Regions from separate parts of the Mus musculus genome. Here region 2 is linked to region 1. The links are chromatin loops, found by intact Hi-C in ENCODE. Cell type or tissue: gastrocnemius. All regions are shown on one strand. Each heading gives the region's core, and the rest is flanking DNA. Links, peaks and the distances in the headings are about the cores only.

Region 1 (9,049 bases), core at 763-8,762:
CCGCGGGGACCTAGCTTGTCTCCTGCCCTTTTCTCTCTGCTACAGCTGCACACTTGGAGTAGAGGGTGCTTTCTACAATACAGGTCAGGTCACCGTGTTCAGCTAGAAAGTGAGGGATCGCTCAGTCTGTTGAAAGAAACCGCAGTTATGGACACATTCAGGGGAGCCTGGCCTTCCTTGTTCCTGCCTCCTCAGCAGGGGCTTTACCTGGCTCTTCAGTTAGTGTAGGTGGCATCCCACTTGGATCCTCCCCCAACCACCTGTCCTGGCTCAAAAACAACCACCCTGACTTTTGCTCCAGCAGGGAGCAGAACCTAGACTTCTCCTGCTGGTGAAATGGACATAGGAAATGGTGTCCCATCTCTTTCTCTCAGAGGCCATGAGATCCCTGCAGGCAAGGAATTCATGTGGTTTCCCCACTAGAGGCCAGGACTAATCCTATGGAAGTGCAGGGAGCCATCCACTGGGACACAGAGGCACCATGGGAGCTCTCTGATCTCTGACTCAGACAGCACAGGCTGAGGGCTTGCATCACGTGCACAACGTGCTTTTAAAAGCAAAGACAGATAGACAGAGAAGACCAGGGGATGACTTTAAGCCTCTTTCTGACTCTCCTTCCCATGGGGCCTCATCTACAGAGATCTAGTAGCTCACCAAGGAAGGGGGACTGGAGAGGGACCCTTCCTCCTTAACACCTTCCTCAGTAGACCCTGTCACTGGGCTCTGAGGTCCCGAGATGACCCAGCCAGGATGCCTCTATCATCACCCTTTGCACCCTCTCTGTATCCCCTCCCCCCAGATGAACAGGACCCAATTTCCCTTTCCTAATCTCATGGGAGCTTCCTGGTCCCCTCCATCTGCTCCCATCAAGATTGAGTTGGGAGTTGGAAGGAGGGTACTCAACTGGGAGAAGCTGCCAAGCCAAGTGGCTTTTGCAGTATCTCCTTATACATGAACAGTGGGAAGTGACCTAAGCAACCAAACCCACAGTGTCTCAGGACAGGAGGCAGCTAGTATGGACACCGGAGCGAGAGTGGTCAGGAAGAAGAGCAGAGGTGGACATGGCTGGCTGGGGATCCCTGGAATCCTGGGCTTGGAGACTCGACCACCACTGCATTGCTGGGGATGGACAGACTGGTTTCCAAAGCTGCCTCCTCTTCTGCACACCCACCATGTCTCAGGAGGCTTTGTGCTGCTATCCATTATGATCCAAATGCCCCATCCCTCCAGAGCTCCTGGTGGAGTTTAATCAGCAGTTCAGTAAATTAAGAGATAGGGCTGGCAGTCCCGGGAGGCATGCTTGCTAAATAGGCTCAAAGGATGGATGCTGGGAAGATGGTTGCTGATAAAACATTTAATGTGGAAACAGGATACATGAGTTTGATTCCTAGCACATAGATATAGATGTAGATGTAGATGTCGATGTAATTGTAGATATAAATGTCTGACATGGTGCCACACATCTGTAATCCCAGTCCTGGCAAGGGTGACACAGGAGGCTATGCAGAAGCTAAATGAGCCCCAGGCTCAGTGAGGAATCCTACCTCAAAACATAAGAAAGCAAAGGGCTGGAGAAATGCTCCCGTGGTTAAGAGCACTGGCTGTTCTTCCAGAGGCCCTGGGTTGGATTCCCAGCATACACATGGTGGCTCACAATCACCTGTGACTCCAGTTCCAGAGGATCTGATGCCGTCTTCTGATCATTGTGGGCGCCAGGCATGCACATGGTACAAGGACATGCATGTAGGCAAAATACCCATACACATAAAATAATAATAAAGTAGAAACCAATAAAAAGACACACAGAGCAGACTTCTGGCCTTTACCCACACACACACACACACATATGCACACATATATACATGTACCTACACATAAATATGTTCACTAGAGTATATATATATATATATATATATATATATATATATATAACACAACACAACAAAACAGGGTTGATAAGATAGCTCATTGCGTAATGGCACATGCTGCCAAGTCTGACAACCTGAATTTGATCCACAGGATCCCAAGTGGTAAAAGGAGATAACTGACTCCTGAAAGTTATTCTCTGACCTCCATACATGAATCATGGTACATGTGAGTATACTCACACACACACACACACACACACACACACAAAACAAACAAACAAACAAACACATAAATAAACAAAAATTTAAAATATGGAAGAGCTTGTTTTTCTCTTCCCCCCATGGAAGATGCCCCACTCATGAAGCAGAGACCTCAGCCAACTGCTGAGGGAAGGTCTTGTGCACTATGCGTGTTCAGATGGTGATGTCTATGCCCAGACGTCTGTTTGCAACCCAGACCTTGGCATGGTCAAACATCTCTGGTCTCAATGCTATGCAAAAAAAAATGTTTTTCATCATTTCTGGTTGGTTAATAAAGTGATCATCCTATGGCTGATTAGGAAAGGACAGGGGAAGAAGGAGGACAGCCAAGCTCAGTGTGGGAGTCCCAAAGAGATCAAAGAGAGAAAACAAGTGAAAAAAAACAAAAACAAGAAGAAGGTGTGGAGAGACCACATGGAGGGAGCAGGAGGAGTCACCATGAGGTCACAATGAGAGAGCAGCCACAAGGACACACACAGACCAGAGAGAGCCAGGGCGAGACTCAGATGCAGGTCAAGGGCCACATGGCTGGGAAGTAGGCAGCCTTAGAGGGTTAGAATAGCTCAGAACATGTCTAGCTTCCTGCTGCCGGCTTGTTAATAAATCTATTAAGAGTCTGTGTTAATTATTTGGGAGCTAAACCGGGCTCGAGAATGAATGGAAACGCCCTGAAGTTATTTGGGAGCAAACAAGGCATGGAACAACCCCCCCCCCCCCCATGCTATTACAGCTGAATCCCAGTCTGCTAGATTCCTGACCCTGAATTTCCAGCCTTCAGGACAGTGAGAAGCCGATATACACAAGCTGCCAAATGTTAAGTGTTTGCTAGAGCAGCAGGGGTAGACCAAGACATCGCCTCTTAGCCCATGCCACAGGCGCCCAAGGACAAGTCTATTTTACACATGAGAAAAGGGAGATTCTGGGAAATTGGGTAAGATCCCCAAACCACACAGCTAATACGACTGAAAATAGCAAGGCTTTTTTAGCTCGTTCAACCACTGAGCAGAAAAAAATACAGCAGAGAAGAATCCAGGCAGAGATTAAATTCTGCTTGAGGTCGGCGCTGCCCCGGGAGCCACACAGCCACAGCATGGGAAGTGTGGACTCATGATGTGAAGCTGTTATAGGGTCCTCCGAGATCCAACACAACTCAAACACTAAGTCAATACAGAAAGCAAGAATGTATTGTAATCAGGCCTCTACTGATCTGTCAGGGACACAGGGAGGACCCGGAAGCTGAACTGTGAACCTACCCCACCACCAACCCCAGAGCCAGAATGTTACAGAGCATTTAAGCATGAAAACCATAAACATTTGTGCGAATTTACAGTTATGTTTTCCCACCAGTCAGAACTCAGGCATAGGGCACGCCCCTAGGGCCATTTCCCTGTGTGGTACATCTACGCTGTCCTCAGTTGTTGGTTTATTCAGCTGTAGCATCCATGTCTCAACTTGCCAGTCAGGATGTCAGTAACCCACACACTTGTCTCTCCCTGCCAAGCAGGTTATCAGTTACCCAAGGAGGTCTTGGGAACCTAAATTTTATTTGACCCCTACTCCAAATGGAAATTTTACTCAAAATGGCTTCGGTTTGGTTCGTTCTTACAAGGCAAGGGGACACCTCGAAAGACAAAGGTGAGGTTGGGATCACCCCATCTTCTCAAATGGTAGCCCTCGGCCACCATGACTGCAGACAGGAACACTGTCAGGTTAAGACACCCTGTAGGCAGATGTCCTTTGAAAGGTCAGAGGACATCGAAGTTTTCTCCTTCCACCATGTGGCTTCTGGGGGGGAAAAAGTTAGGTCATCAGGTTGGAGCAGCAAATGCCTATAGGTGCTGAGTCATCTCACCAGCTGTTAGACATGTTGCATGTGAAGTGCTGTGGTAGCCTCTGAGCAAGGCTGTGGCTTAGCAGCTCTTTGGAGAAAAGCCTGGTGTGTGCTTATGTACTGCCCAGCATAGGCCAACCTGGGGGCCAGCTGGACCCCAAACTGTATCATAAAGTATAATATAAAAAGTGTACACACACACACACACACACACACACACACACACACTGTGTTTGTTGGCTTTGCATTGCTTAACAGAATACGCTAGAGAAATCAGCTTAATGCCTCATCCCTCCAGAGTTCTTATTGAACCCTAATTGCCAGTTCAGTAGATTACGTGCTGGGCCCTGGGAACTCTGCCTTACGAATAGGCTCAGATGGCCCAGGCTGGGCGATGGTTGCTGGTGAAACACCTGATGCAGAAGCTTGGAGACCTGACTCAGGTTCCTAGCACACATATATAAAAGACAGGTTTTGGCTCGTGGTTTAGAGGATTCAGTGGTGTTTGCCTGACTTCATTGCCTTGGGCCTGAGTTGAGGCAGAATATAGTATCTTGGCAAGGGAGATGTGTCTGAGGAGGATGCTTACACAGGACAGCTGCGGATGCTGAGGACAAGGAGGCGTTATCCAATAGCGCGCTTCCTCCAACTAGGCCCCACCTCCTAATGGTCTGTCCTGCTAGGAACCCAGGAGGAAGTGTGTCCCCCTTACAGGGCAACCGCGTCTCAATAGTGCCACCAGCTGGGAGCCCAAGCTCTTGACACGGGCAGCCTTTGAAGAGGTTTTATAGTCAAACCAAAAAACCGATTCCTTTTCTCTGAAATGTCAGTTACAACTGGCAGAGTATAGATGAGGAGTGAAGTAGGCGGCGGCTACTTTGTAGGTGCAGAGTGTTCTGGGGGGGGGGAGGGGCACAAAAAGTTTTGAGTCTAGAGAAAAGCTGGAGTAAACGCGGACAGGCTAGTTGCTGTTCTCATATGGTGAGCTGACTGTCCCATGATTCCTCTCTGCCATCAGCGTGTACCGTCTCTGTTTGGTTGTTCGGTTCCGAGGTAATGAGACTCTATCGGTACTGGAGCCCCAAGCACCAAACACAGTTACCAGTGACACGGGAGTGCTTAGTTGATCTTATTTGAGCAAATTAATTCTTAAAACAAAGATACCACTCTCGGATCAACCAGGACGTCGTGTTAAGCCTTTCTTGGGCAAGGTGCGATCTGCAAGCTTGCTTTGTGTGGGTCCATGAGCACCAATCAGGACGAGTGATGGCGTTTACAGCCATAGCTCTTGATCGTGCCTAAGAAGCCCTGACTACCCTGGAACCGCTGACCTGGAAGGCAAGGAAGTGAGCATCCTGTCAGCAGAGGTGTGCAGTGGAGAGGAGGGCGCTTGTTGGAGGGATTTAACAGCAGATGATGGGCTGTCAGGAGCGCACACTCCTCCTAGCCCTGAGGCACTCTGTCTGAGCCAGCTTACAGACTCTAAAAACACAGTTCACCTCCTGCTGACCACGGATCCTGGATGGATCCTTCAGGTACTTACCACACAGCAGGCTTCACATGGAGACCCAAAGAGGACACCCTACATCAAGGAGACAGTGACCAGGCCCTTTGGAATTTCTCCTTTCCGACCTGATATAGCGTGGACAGCATCAGCTGGGAAAGGCTCTAGTGTGTGCTGCTGTCATCAGGGTGAGAGGACAGAGTCTATGAGTGACACCGTTTCTGGGGTCTCTCTGTCTGGGAGGCTAGTCGCTTGTGTACCTTTCCTGTCTCCCTGCCCCCGATGGCGATTTCACTGCCAGCCAGTGCTTTCGATGGTGTCTGATAAGCTTCCTGGGTGAGGGGACCTCACAGGGCCAGACTTGGGTAGAGACTATTGCAACCTGGGAAGGGAAGAGGTTAAGGAAAGAAATAGGGTGAGTTCATGGGGGGTAATTGTTATTCCACTAGACTCCTCCAAGGGACCTAGCAATGGCTATGTCATCACCTGCCGCCTCCAGGTACACCAGGTGGACTGTGTGTAAAAGGACTGTCTGCCACTCAACTGTGGTACCTGTTCCCACCACGTTCCCAGCCAGCCTCTCTCTTTCCTCATTTCTGTCCTCCTCTTTTGTGCCCCCTTTCTCTGACCTCATGGCTGTGTCCCCATCTGTCTGTCTGCCTGTCTACATATCCACTTGTCTGCCTCTACCCCTTCCCCAGGTCCTCCCTCCCTCCCTTACCCCCAATAAGCCCTCTTAGACCAGATCTGTTGCATGGTGTAATTGCTCAGGGGCACACCTTGGCAGGGGCCTGACAGGTACCCCCCCCTCATCGCATTATATTTGGTGACAGTGACCTTCAGAAGGTCATAGGTACATCAATGGAAGCATGCACTGGTGATTTTAATCTTTTCTCCCCGGGGAAGTAGGAAAATCAAAGACATTTGTAGTGGCAATATTATATTATTGCCTGCTACTTATTACGGCTGCCGGCTCAGTGATGATTTTTAAATTTTGTTGTTGTTGTTGTTGTTGTTGTTGTTGTTGTTGTGTTTGGGACAAAGTTCAGCTCCATAGTCTAGGCTGGCCTGGAACTTGAGAGCGTCCTACCTCTGCCCTCAACTGCTGGATCAGGTCCATAAGCCCCACACCTGGGTCCCGCCACCATACCCTGCTCCCCTCCTGTCTTTCCAGAAGAGCTCGGCTTGGATGTGGAGCAGTGATGTGCTTTGTGGGTTGGGGAGGACTGCACTCTGAGCAGACAACAGTTTTATCCATGAGACATCCCTAGGTGGAGTGCGGAAGGCTCTGGGCTTGGCCTTCCCACCCCATCCCCCATGCAGCTTCAGAACCCAGAGGTAGAGGGCTATGTGGAGTCAGAGAGTAAAAGGATCAAAGCCACAGCCCAGGATGTCCAGGACTCCCCAGAAGCTGACAGAGGAAAGTGGCCCCAGTACCTTGATCTCAGACATCTAAATTCCAGAGCTCAGAGCCTCAATTTCTGTCACTTAAGGGGGCACATTTGTGGCCGTTTGTCAGAGGAGCCCTGAGAAACTAGCAGGTGAGAGGGAGGACACCGTGCAGGTCGCAGTGTCTTCACTGAAGGATGAAGAGGAGTTCTTTGGCTATAGAGAGTCGTCTTCCAGATAAATGGGTGTGGGTAGCAGTCATAGCCACATTTTCAGTGCTCCTTGGTAGAGGACTACCTGTCCCCCACTGCCACAATTTCAGGGAGGTAGAGAGGTGACATAGCAGATGCAGAGATGTTCCGTCCCTCACATCCCATCCTGAAGAAACAAGCCTACTGTCCCAAGGCTCTTGATCACTAGCTCTGCAGCCCTCACAGCCCAGCAGGCAGCCAGGGGCTGCCCTGGTGGAAAGTCTGTAGTGGATTCTGGGCAGAGAGCTGGGTCTAAATGCAACTGGGCAGAGAGCTGGGTCTAAACGCAACTGGGCAGAGAGTTGGATCTAAACACAGCAGCTTCCTCCTTGCAGCTGGGGTATCCCCACCCCGACTTCCCAGCTCCCTCCAGTTCCCAGTTCCTGTTCCTTGCTCAAATGTTCCCAGCATGGGGTGGGGGCCCTGCCCTACCTCCTTCCCCAGCTTAGTGACCCACCCCCTGGGGTGCTATGGGAACCCCTTCCTTGCTGAGGGTGAACTTAGAGAGGCCCCAGATCAAGATGGTGTTGACCTCTGGGCTCACCCCAGAGCCCAAGATAAAGGGCCCAGAGGCTGGGTGGGTCTCTGCCGAGATGTGTGTCTCCTAGGTCCAGGACCTCATAGGAGAGCTGCTAGCTCTCCGCAGCTGCTATGAGATTGCAGGGACTCAGCAGCTGACAGACCAGCATAGCAGTAGTTCTGATTGTGCAGGCTCAACCGTCATGCTGGGAAACAGAGAATGCTCTATCACATTCTGTATTCACCGCAACACCCGCTGTGCTGACTTGGCCGCTCTCCAGCAAGAACCCAGCTCCCCTCTCTTATTGCTCCTGCTTCTCCAGGTCTCAAGCCACTTGTCACTTGTCTCTCTGTGTGTGTGTGTGTGTGTGTGTGTGTGTGTGTGTGTGTGTGTGTGTGTAAGACTCACATCTGTGAACTCTCGAGAAAGGAGCAGAGAACGATCAGTTCCACGGATTGCTCTGGAGAGAGTTGCCTAAGGATGAGAAATGTCAATGTCGCTGCTGCCTTGCAAAATCCCACGCTGGAGCAGGGGGTCAGCGGCAGAAGGGCTGCTCCCCAGTTGTCACAAGCCTCCACGCTTTGTCAACAAGGTTAGAGAGACCATTGCTGCCGTGTTGGACCAGCCTTAGGAAGGCCCTTTCAGAACGTAGATGTTACAGAGACACTCAGTTCTGCTAAGTGACTCCCTTTCGTATTTTATTTCTGCCCAGAAGGCGTTGCCTCTGGGTCTTACATTCCTGGCAAGGGAAGCTTCCTGTCTTTGGAGAGTCTTCAGATCATGAACTTACCTGCTTGATTATTCATTGGTTTTGGAACAAGGTGCTCTAGAGTCGTAGTCACTGGTGGGTGGCACCTGTCTGGAGTTTACTGTGTCACCATGCAAAGTGTTCTCTGTGCATATTTAGGCCGTGCATCTCCTCAGGGTGGGTTCTGTGATCAATTCCGTCTTACACCACAGGAGACAGAGGCTCAGCCTGGTTTCCAAGCCCTCCCAGGGCCGCCCAGCCTGCAGCTGGGAGAGTGAGGCTCGGGGCAGATGGGAGCACTAACCCCAGTCCTACAGTTTGTCCGCCAGTCTGATGAGTGTCTCAGAACCTCCGTGCCCTCCTCTGGCAAACGGCTGCGCCGAAGGAAGAAGCTCCAACAAGGCCAAGGCCTTGGACAACTTGGCATCTGCATTTTAGCTTTGCAAGATTCCAAATGTTTGTTCCTACCAGATCAGATCTGGTGAATTCTAAAATTCTTCTAGGTGGGGGCATGCAGCAACCCTGACATATGCACCTCTATTGGTTTGCTTTGGTTTTTTTTGTTTTGTTTTTGTTGTTTTTTTTTGTTATTGTTTGTTTTGTTTTTGTTTTTGTGTGTTTTGAGACAGCATCTATGGTACTCAGGGTGGGCTTGAACTCTTAGACTTGAAACATCC
Region 2 (9,049 bases), core at 19-8,018, 56 kb before region 1:
CATTCCTAAGGTCTGGTGGAGATAGTGCTTTTTCCAGGAAGCTCTCCTGGTCCCCCTCCCTCTTATACTAGGAAGTCATTGTTTTATGCCCCATCTGGGGCTCTGGGCTCTGAGATACCACATTCAGCTCTCCCAGAGCTTCCATCCACACAGAGGCTCTCCTTACAATCTGCCTCCACCTCCCTACTCAGCTCTCAGAAAAGCCCCAAGCCCCCGCTGCTGGCTTCAGAATCCCCAAGGCCCCGTGGGCTGCCTGCTCTCCCAATCTCTCTTCCCTCATTGCCACCACATTCCCAATGCTCCTCTCCTATCTCCTGTAGGTCTCAGCTCAGAAGCTGCCCTCTAAGAAACAAACCTGTCCTCACCAGACCCTCCCTGCCACTCTCCGGGCTTTTCCTGCGGCAAGCTCTCACCAGCGGGGTTCCCTACCCCAGTGTGTTCCAAACGTGTGTTTGTGTGTTAGGCTTCTTCCAGGCCAGCACTACGCTGCGGACACCCAGATTATGTGAGCAGAAGGAGGAAGTTCTTCGTCAGCTCCTTCTAATGCTTGGTTCTGTAGGGAGCTCTCCAAAGCCTACAGTGAGGATGGGCCCAGCAGCCCAGAGAATGTCCCCCAACCCCCAGCTCCACTTGATGGTATGCTAAGACAGAAGGAGAGATGGCAGCCTGCCCAGCCTGCCTGAATCAGGCTCCTATCTCCCCAACTTTGGAACGTGGCTGTGGGGACAGGGCTTTCCCCCTGAGGAATCTGGAACGGCCTATGTTTCTCACCTTAAATGGGGCTGGATTGGAAGCAGTCTCAGACTCCTCAGGATCTGGCTCCAAGAATATAGAATGTTTTAGGATCCTTACTTTAAAATGTCCCCCCTCCATCCTGTCACCCTGAAGGGATCTTCTGGCCCTGACCCAGCCCAGAGAGGATGAACCTAGAGCTCCCAGGATAGAGTCTGCCCAGTGAGAACTGCCCTCCCCGTGGCCAGGCAGGGCATGGGCTCCTGGGGAGACAGAAACGAGGATGAAGAAAGTCACAGGAGGGGACAGGAAAGTGGGAGAGGGACACTCCACCAGTGACTGCATGTTCATCAAGGCCTTTGCACTGCACAGATAGATCAGGGTGGTAGAGGAACGTAGAATGGACGGTCTGACCTACTCCCAGCACACAGAAGTACCGCAGTTCACAGAGTTAGCTCTTTTAAGCATACAAATCCCTGCTCAAGACAAGGAAAGGTGATCTGAGAGGTCTAAGACGAGCAGGAATTGTACCCATGACTGAGGATGGAGACTGATACCCAGGCCTAGGGAACGGCAAACACATGTGTTACTAAAGATGAGGCTCCAGTGACTGGCCAGAGACCAGATGCAGGTCACATGTCCCACTGCTGGCAGGAAGTCCACCTTGAGCTCTCATGTGAAGCTGGATATCACAGCAAACACCGAAGAGGGTTTCTCAGCCATTGGCCTGGGTGCCCGAGGAAGCGAAGGAAGTTCTCCAGCCACGGGTAGACAGAGGGAGCCTCGAGCCTGAAGCCCCCACTGGTGTGAAATCCAGAGAAAAGCTGGCTCTGAACTGTGCTGAGGAAGCAGTTCGGAGTCAGCACTACACAAAACTGCAAATCCAGGCGCCTTGGACTTCAGAAGAATTCACACCTGAGGAGCTAGACATGATTCAGAGGCTCTGGCTGGGCCTCGGGGCTCAGGCGTCCCAGCTTTTGGAGGAAACAACCAGGGGAGCAAGGAGGGGTGCAGTGGAAGAGGGGGGTCTGTGAGCACAGAGGTACAAGCTTGGCCCCTGCAGAGGAGAATGTTGGTCAACAGGTGGTCATGAAACAGGAAATGGTGACATTGCTTCCACAAGAGAATGTCACATAGCACTAGTGAGAGACTGTGTCACAGCATGCCTGTCCTGGCTTGAAAATGTGCTGGTTTGGGGCTGGGATGCAGAGCACTTGTGTAGCGTGAGTGAAGCCCTGGGCTCAGTCCCAGCACCAAATAAAACAAGGGTAAGAACACATGTAATCCCAGTTCTCAGGACGTGGAGGCAGGAGGACCAGGAGTTCAAGGCCAGTTTGTGCAGAGACGAGTACAACTGTGTGTGGGCAGGTATGCCTGTTTCTGAGGGTCTCTAAAGAGCCTCTGACTCGGAGAGTGGTGACGTCACAAGCAGAGCGAATACTTTTCTCTGATGGAGTCTTGGTGGTGGCCCATGTACACACACACACATATACACAGAGAGACACACACAGGCACAGACACGAATATACACACACACATACATGCACATGCAGACACAGACACACATACACAAACATGCACACAGAGACACGCACATATAGTCACAGATACACACACATACACTCACAGACACATATACATAAACACACACAGGTACACACAAGCATACATACACACACATGCACACAATGCACACACACACAAACACACACATACACATATATATACACACATCATGCACACAGAGAGATACAGAAACACACAAAGATACACACACACAGAAACACACACAGACACACACACATACACATACAACATACACACATACACAAACACATCACATACACACAGACACACACTCAAGCACATACACACAAGGGCAGCATGTCCTCCCACAAGCCAACATATTCTAAACCATTTCTCCTTTATTTTTCTTTTTGGCTTTCTCTCTCCCTCTCCCTCCCCCACCCGTGTGTGTGTGTGTGTGTGTGTGTGTGTGTGTGTGTGTGTGTGTGTGTGTTGAGCCCTCTAGGCCACCTGACCAGGTCCCCTCAGTCCCCCCCTTCCCACACTCCCACACTCAGCCCCCCTCCCCCCCCCCCGACCCCTGCAGGATTATCCTGTCTGTGTTCCTGACTCAGCCTGGGAGCCACCTGGGCAGCAGGGGCCAAGGGTGTCCTAGAAGGGACCTGGAGTCCACGCTGGGCCAAGCCTGCCCTTTCTCCCTCTGTCTTCCGTCCCTGCTTGCGGTTCTGCTGAATGTGGTTATTTCTCTGGCTCCTTTTACAGAGAATGCTGCTGCTAATTTTATGTGGAGCTCTGAGGCAGTGTAATTGGAAGCCAGACACCCTGTCAGCAGTGGGCTCCCGTCCTGAGCTGCCATGCTTCCTGCTCTCCTCCCGTCCCGGCTCCTCATTTCATGCAGCCACCTGTCCCAGGGAGAGAGGAGTCACCCAGGCCCCTCAGTCCGCCCCTTAAATAAGAAAGCCTCCGTTGCTCGGCACACATACCAAGCAGCCGCTGGTGCAATCTTCCCGACTCCAGCTGACTCCCCACTTCACCTTCGGCGTGGGCCAGCCTGGGCTACACGGCAAGCCCTGTCTCAAACAGACAGATAGCCATCGAAGCTCAAAGGCCACATGGAGACTGGCATGTTTCATTTACAGAAGAAAGTTCTCAACCCCTGACTTCTGTCAGGCTTCTTCCACATCTCCCCAATGCTAGCCGCTTAGTGACCAGGTTAGAGACTTGAAATTAGCAAGTCAGAGGGAGGAATGAATTGCTAGAGGGAGTTAAAGGTAGATAGGATTTAAACAAAAGACTAACAATAACCAAGAAACTACAGCATAAAAAAAGAAACACCACACACTCAAACCAGGTGTCAAGGGCCATTCGGAAAGGGATAGCTCCAGGGGATCCAGGTTTTTGGGTACCCCCAGAGCAAGACTGAGCATGCTCAGAAAATAGCTGAGAGGAGAGAGAGAGAGAGAGAGAGAGAGAGAGAGAGAGAGAGAGAGAGAGAGAGAGAGAGAATGGGCAGGGCACAAAACATCCAGCACTGTTCAAGCCCTCCTTGTGTGGGCATAGGAACCATGAAAATGCAGACAGCCCCATTTAGGGGACAAGGCAGAGAGCTGTCAGCAGTCAGGGCTAGGAGCCCAAACAGCAGGACCTGAGAGGACCCTGGGACCCCTTGCGACGCTGGCTGTTCTGCCATCTGCAGCAGCTGCTTCCTTGGGAACAGAAGGAAAATCCCTGATTAGAGAGAGCAAGAGTCCCGGGGTTCCCTCATGCACCAAGTTCTCCTGTCCTGACCCACATGTGTCTCCCTTCATAATTTATGAGGGGAGTTTCACTGGACGCCTCCCTGAGCCATAAATAGCCATCGCTGGCCGATCCCAGGCAGAGCCGAGTACCCAGAGGCTGGGGGGAGGCTGAAAAGGCAAATCCCATGAAGGTAAGGCCCCACCCTCCCGGAGGCAGAGCTGGTGTGAGGTCACAAGCATCACATGCCCCGGCACTGCCGCCTTCTTGGCCACGAGTTTGTGCATCCAGTTTCCTAAATTGAGATAATATTTGTCTCTCAGAAGTATGTTAGCTATCTTGGGCCCTCAAGATGGCTCGGTGACTAAAGGTGTTTGTAGCCAAGCCTGCCCACTTGAGTTTGATCTCTAGGTCTCACATGATGGAAGGAGAGAATTGATTCCTAAATGTTGTCCTCTGAACGCCACGTGCATCCTGTTGGCACGTGCAAACCTACACACACACACACACACACACACACACACACACACACACACACACACAAAAACAATAAAAAAATGTAAAAAGCAGTCATCTAGTCAACAGGGTAATGAGCATCTACTGCACAGACGGCTCCAAACACACCTTGTAGCACTTGTGTTGATGAAGGAAATGAAAGCTTAGTCCAATATCAGGTACATAATAGGTGGAGAGGGAATTATAGATGTTAACATTATTCATGATAATTTCCTTAGTATGACTTGACCCCTCCTTTCTCTCTCTCCCCAGCACATCTGCCTCCCATTTGCCTTGCTCCTGTCTATGATACAATTTATCATATTGAAATCCCCTCACCTCCATATTTAGTCTCGTCTAGAACAGCTCCCCATTTGTTGCATTTTTATGTCAATGAACACCAGGGGGCACTATGACTCTAGTCGGGCTTCCTTTCTGCGGCGCCACCTAGAGGAGGACTTAAGCATCAGCCCCCTGGATTGTAAGTTAAGGTCTGAGCTCTTCTTGGATGTCCACGGACCATAAGTATGAAATTGCATGGGTGCGCACTGAGAAGAGTTTGTGCTACCACACGGCCCATGAACTGTGGGGGAGGAGCTGTGCGGCAGCCCGTAGGAGAGAGCCCTGGGCCAGCTTGAAATGGGGCGGCTTTGATTACTCTTCCTTCACCCCCACACTGAGGTTCATAGATAGGGTGGATCAGGGTCTCTTGCCTGCTCTGGAGATGTGAAGACTGAGGCGCTACGAGGTTAGGAGGCTAAAATAACTCAGTGAGTGGCGGAGAGAGGTGTAGAGCTCCACTCTGGCTGACTCCAGAACTCATGCTGTTGTTAACTGTGCCATATGCCATTCAATCAATCAATCAATCAATCAATCATCCGCGACACAAGCGTTCATATGCTCCACTCTGAAGCAGGTAACAGTAGACGAAGACAAACTCAGTACATTGCTGTCAAGCCTCTCAGAACGCTGTTAAGGTACACTAATGAACCCTGTGTACAGCACGCCTGGACAGATGCATGCACACATTCACATATGCTTAGTTATGCATACAAACATGCCCCCTCATACAGCCATACACACCCATGCACTGGAGCTATTGTCTTACACACACATGCCACACACAGTCTTTGCTATAATGAAGGAGAGACTGGGAAACCCACCTTTAGTATCTAGTTTCTCTGATTTCCAGTGCAGTGCCATGCACAGGGGTGTGGAGGGCAGCCTTGCTGTTTCAAAGGGAGTCAGGAAAAGACAAGGAGTCAAAAAAAACAAAACCCAAAACCCTAGATAGGCTCTGGCTCTGTAAGCTGTCACCTTCTGGCACTGAGCTGACCCTTCAGGAGTCCAGGGATACCCCCATTTGGGCCTGGCTCCAGGTTGTCCTCAGGAGATGGCTGCTCCCAGGCACTACATCTCGCTGGCTCTGAGACTGGGCTCCTGCCCTGCAGAGTCTGGGAACAATTGCCCCAAAGGTCCTTGGTTGGTGGTAAAAACTATTTCCTCTCAAAACCTGGCTCCTGTTCTCTGGTTTTCTTGTCTATAAAGGGCACTTAGCTAGACCCTCATATAACTGAGGGCTTCATAAATATTTGAGGAGAGAATGGAGAAAAATATATATATATATATATATCGCTAACATCGGCACAATTTGAACGTGTTACACACTTTGCCTGAGTTCTTGACTAGTGTGGCAGAGACTGCCTGCCCTGGTATACTCCACTCTTCTCATCTCCTTTACTTAAAAAGCCTGGGGGTAGCAAGGCGACTCGTGGCCACTCAGCTAAAAGTAATGTTGTGGTTTGATATAATGCTCGTATTATGTGAATTGGGTCCTCAAAATTGTAGGAGAAGCCACTTGTCCACACGTTAAGATGCTGAGGATCCCTGCCCCCATTTGGTTTTGATTGGTAACTAAAGTAGCAGGCAGCCAATGGCTGGGCAGGAAGACAGAGGGGGACTTTTAGAATTCCTGGACAAGGAACCGAGGGAGGAGGAAGGATAGCTGCCATGCTGGGAAGGAAGAAGGAGACACTAGGCCTAAGCAGTGCAGAAGAGAGAGCATAGCCACCATGCAAAAGTGGCCTAGGAGGGCTGCAGGTCAGGGTCTGGGGCAGCCAAGATGGAATAGGTTTTAGTAAGGGATGAGTTGAGATTGTCAAAAAAGTCCATCAGCCACTTGGAGGTTAGAAAAGTGGCCCAACCATTGTTTAAGGCATATTATATTTTAAGGCGCCCTGTGTGTGTGTGTCTTTCATTTGAGAACCCAGAACATTGGGGAGGGTAGCAAGGAATGCACTGATTTGAGTAGCTTATATGGGTTCTGCAACAGTAATATTTCCCAGTTGAGTTAGTCTGTTATCCCCCTACTGGAACGAAATACCAGAGACTGGTGAGTTGGTAAAGAAACGTAGCTTTTTTTTAACTTATGGTTTGGGAAGCTGAAAATCCAAATAGCATTATGCTGGCTCTATTGAGGCACTCCCTGGCTGCATCACACCAGCGGAGGATGTCACAGGGTACATGTGACAAGATGCTCACACGGAGAGACAGGAAGCAAGAGCTGGACTTAGGGATCAGGATCCACTTAAAAGAACACCTGAAAGCCATCTTGGGGTGGGTCCCATTAGAACCATCTTAATTCCTTCCTAGGGTGGGGCCCTCAGAGAAATAAGGATCACCCACTAGAACCTAGCATCTTCTTCTTTCTCTGTATAGCCCTGGCTATCCTGGAACTCACTGTGTAGACTAGGCTGGCCTCGAACTCAGAAATCCGCCTGCCTCTGCCTCCCAAGTGCTGGGATTAAAGGCGTGCGCCACCACCGCCTGGCTAGAACCTAGCTCTTAAACTGTGGGCCACAACCCTATGTGAATACCCCACCCTCTGCATGCGGTCACATAACTGTGGAAACCACACACAAACAATATCCTCATTAAAAAGTTTCTGACCCACACTCAACCAAAAATTACCTCGAAATCAAAAGCGTAATGGCCCTGGTGTTTCTGGCAATTTTATCGTGTGACATCACTGAAGCAGCAGTTCTGAACGCATGTGCACTTTGCCAAGGTTGTGACATCACATTTCACCATGCTGACGAGCGAGCATTGCCTGAAACACGTGGACTTGGACTCCAGGCGATGATACACTATGAGATGCATAAGCGGTTTTCTTCTCTCATGGAAACATAATAGAAAACTGTAACATTTCTTTCCATCATTTCTCAATACATAAGCATCAGACTGGGGTATCTCTGCATTAGTTTAGTCCTTGGTGAATTTAAAATTACACACACACACACACACACACACACACACACACACACACATCAAAGAACTGTTTGAAAATAAAATTTATTGTCAGTAAATATTTGATTGGTATACCTGTTTATGCATCTATATACCCAGGTCCTGTGTTAGAATGTTTGATTGTTAAAAGTTGCTGCCTCAAGTTTTGTTGTTCTAAAGTATCATTTGATGAATTTTAGCCAGGAGTTAGCACAGAGTCTCCAACTAGTTTTTGAAATGGTTCTGAGCACACTGTGGAAATCACATACAAAAAAATGTCCCCATTTAAAAAAAAAGCTGTTGATGGTTATAATTCAAAATATCAACTCGAAAAACCATTGAAGACTTTCGATGTCCTGCAGGACTATCTATTTAACCAAGATTTAATTACTTATTAAAAATAACAAGAATTTCCTGAGTAGCACTGATATGTTAATTTAATATTTAATAATAGTTTAGTTTTTAATAAATTAAAATTATATATATATCAAAGACTTGTTTTAAAATAAAATTTGATTGTCAGAAAATATTTGATTTGTGTGCCTGCTTATGCATCTATATACCCAGGTCCTGTATAAACTCATTACATGTTGAGAGGCTGCTAGTGGCTAATTTCAGAGGCCCCACACTGGATCACCTCAAAAATGTTCTGCCACCTCCTCTTATGTTCCAACACAGGGATCCTTGGGTGACAAACCACACTTAAAGTACATCACCAACCTGCCTCAATGCTGCATGGGACAGAGTACCATATGCTGACCAGTGCCCTGGGAAGGGAAGCCGGGGCTACTCTCGTATTTGCTAAGGGAACATAACACACCCTCCATCTCCCATCTCCCTCCTCTCCTCCCACCTACAGTGAACTCCAGCCTGTCACCCTGCTCCATCCAGACTGTCAGTGAGGAACAGAGTATCACCACAGCGCTCTCTGCCCAATGACAGCATAGGGCTGGCAGCCATTTTCAGAAAAGGCTACATAGTAAACACTTGGGGCTTTGCGGCTGCTGTTCTGTCGTCATGGCAGGAAAACAGCCGTAAACAGTAGATCCCCGACAGTCCTCCAGTTTCCCAGGTGCAGCCTTTGCTCTGTATTTAACTGTACTCACTCCAGAGTCAAGAGAGAGGAGCCATGGCTTCTGGGTGAGGAGCACTGAGGAGCACTGGGAAGGTTTGTGCTCCGTGAGGACACCTCTTGCCTGGCTGTGAGATCAAGGACGTTTCCTGCCACCGTTGCTGGGTTTATAGAGCTGCCCTTTCCTGCTATGGACTGAGA

The links. Hi-C counts contacts between places; a loop is a spot of excess contacts. Peaks named below come from ENCODE experiments on the same cell type or tissue, not always from the same donor. Only the 100,000 strongest peaks of a DNase experiment are listed, where the experiment ranks them.
Region 2: a loop joins it to region 1, with 2.8 times the contacts of the local background. A loop is called at or near these places in 27 of 42 quality-filtered maps.

The regions. Positions count from the first base shown.
Region 1 is chr15:78,180,686-78,189,734 of GRCm38, reverse strand. No RefSeq gene overlaps it. Among named protein-coding and RNA genes, the nearest start is that of Ift27, 11 kb to the right of the region's middle. In gastrocnemius, for the core only: a CTCF peak has its summit at 4,715 (motif pointing left); DNase peaks (open chromatin) are centred at 4,676, 7,577 and 7,884; H3K27ac peaks cover 1,216 bases.
Region 2 is chr15:78,235,563-78,244,611 of GRCm38, reverse strand. It overlaps a transcript of Ncf4 not described here. Among named protein-coding and RNA genes, the nearest start is that of Ncf4, 4.7 kb to the left of the region's middle. In gastrocnemius, for the core only: a CTCF peak has its summit at 4,916 (motif pointing right); DNase peaks (open chromatin) are centred at 657 and 4,937; H3K4me3 peaks cover 3,560 bases; H3K27ac peaks cover 5,958 bases.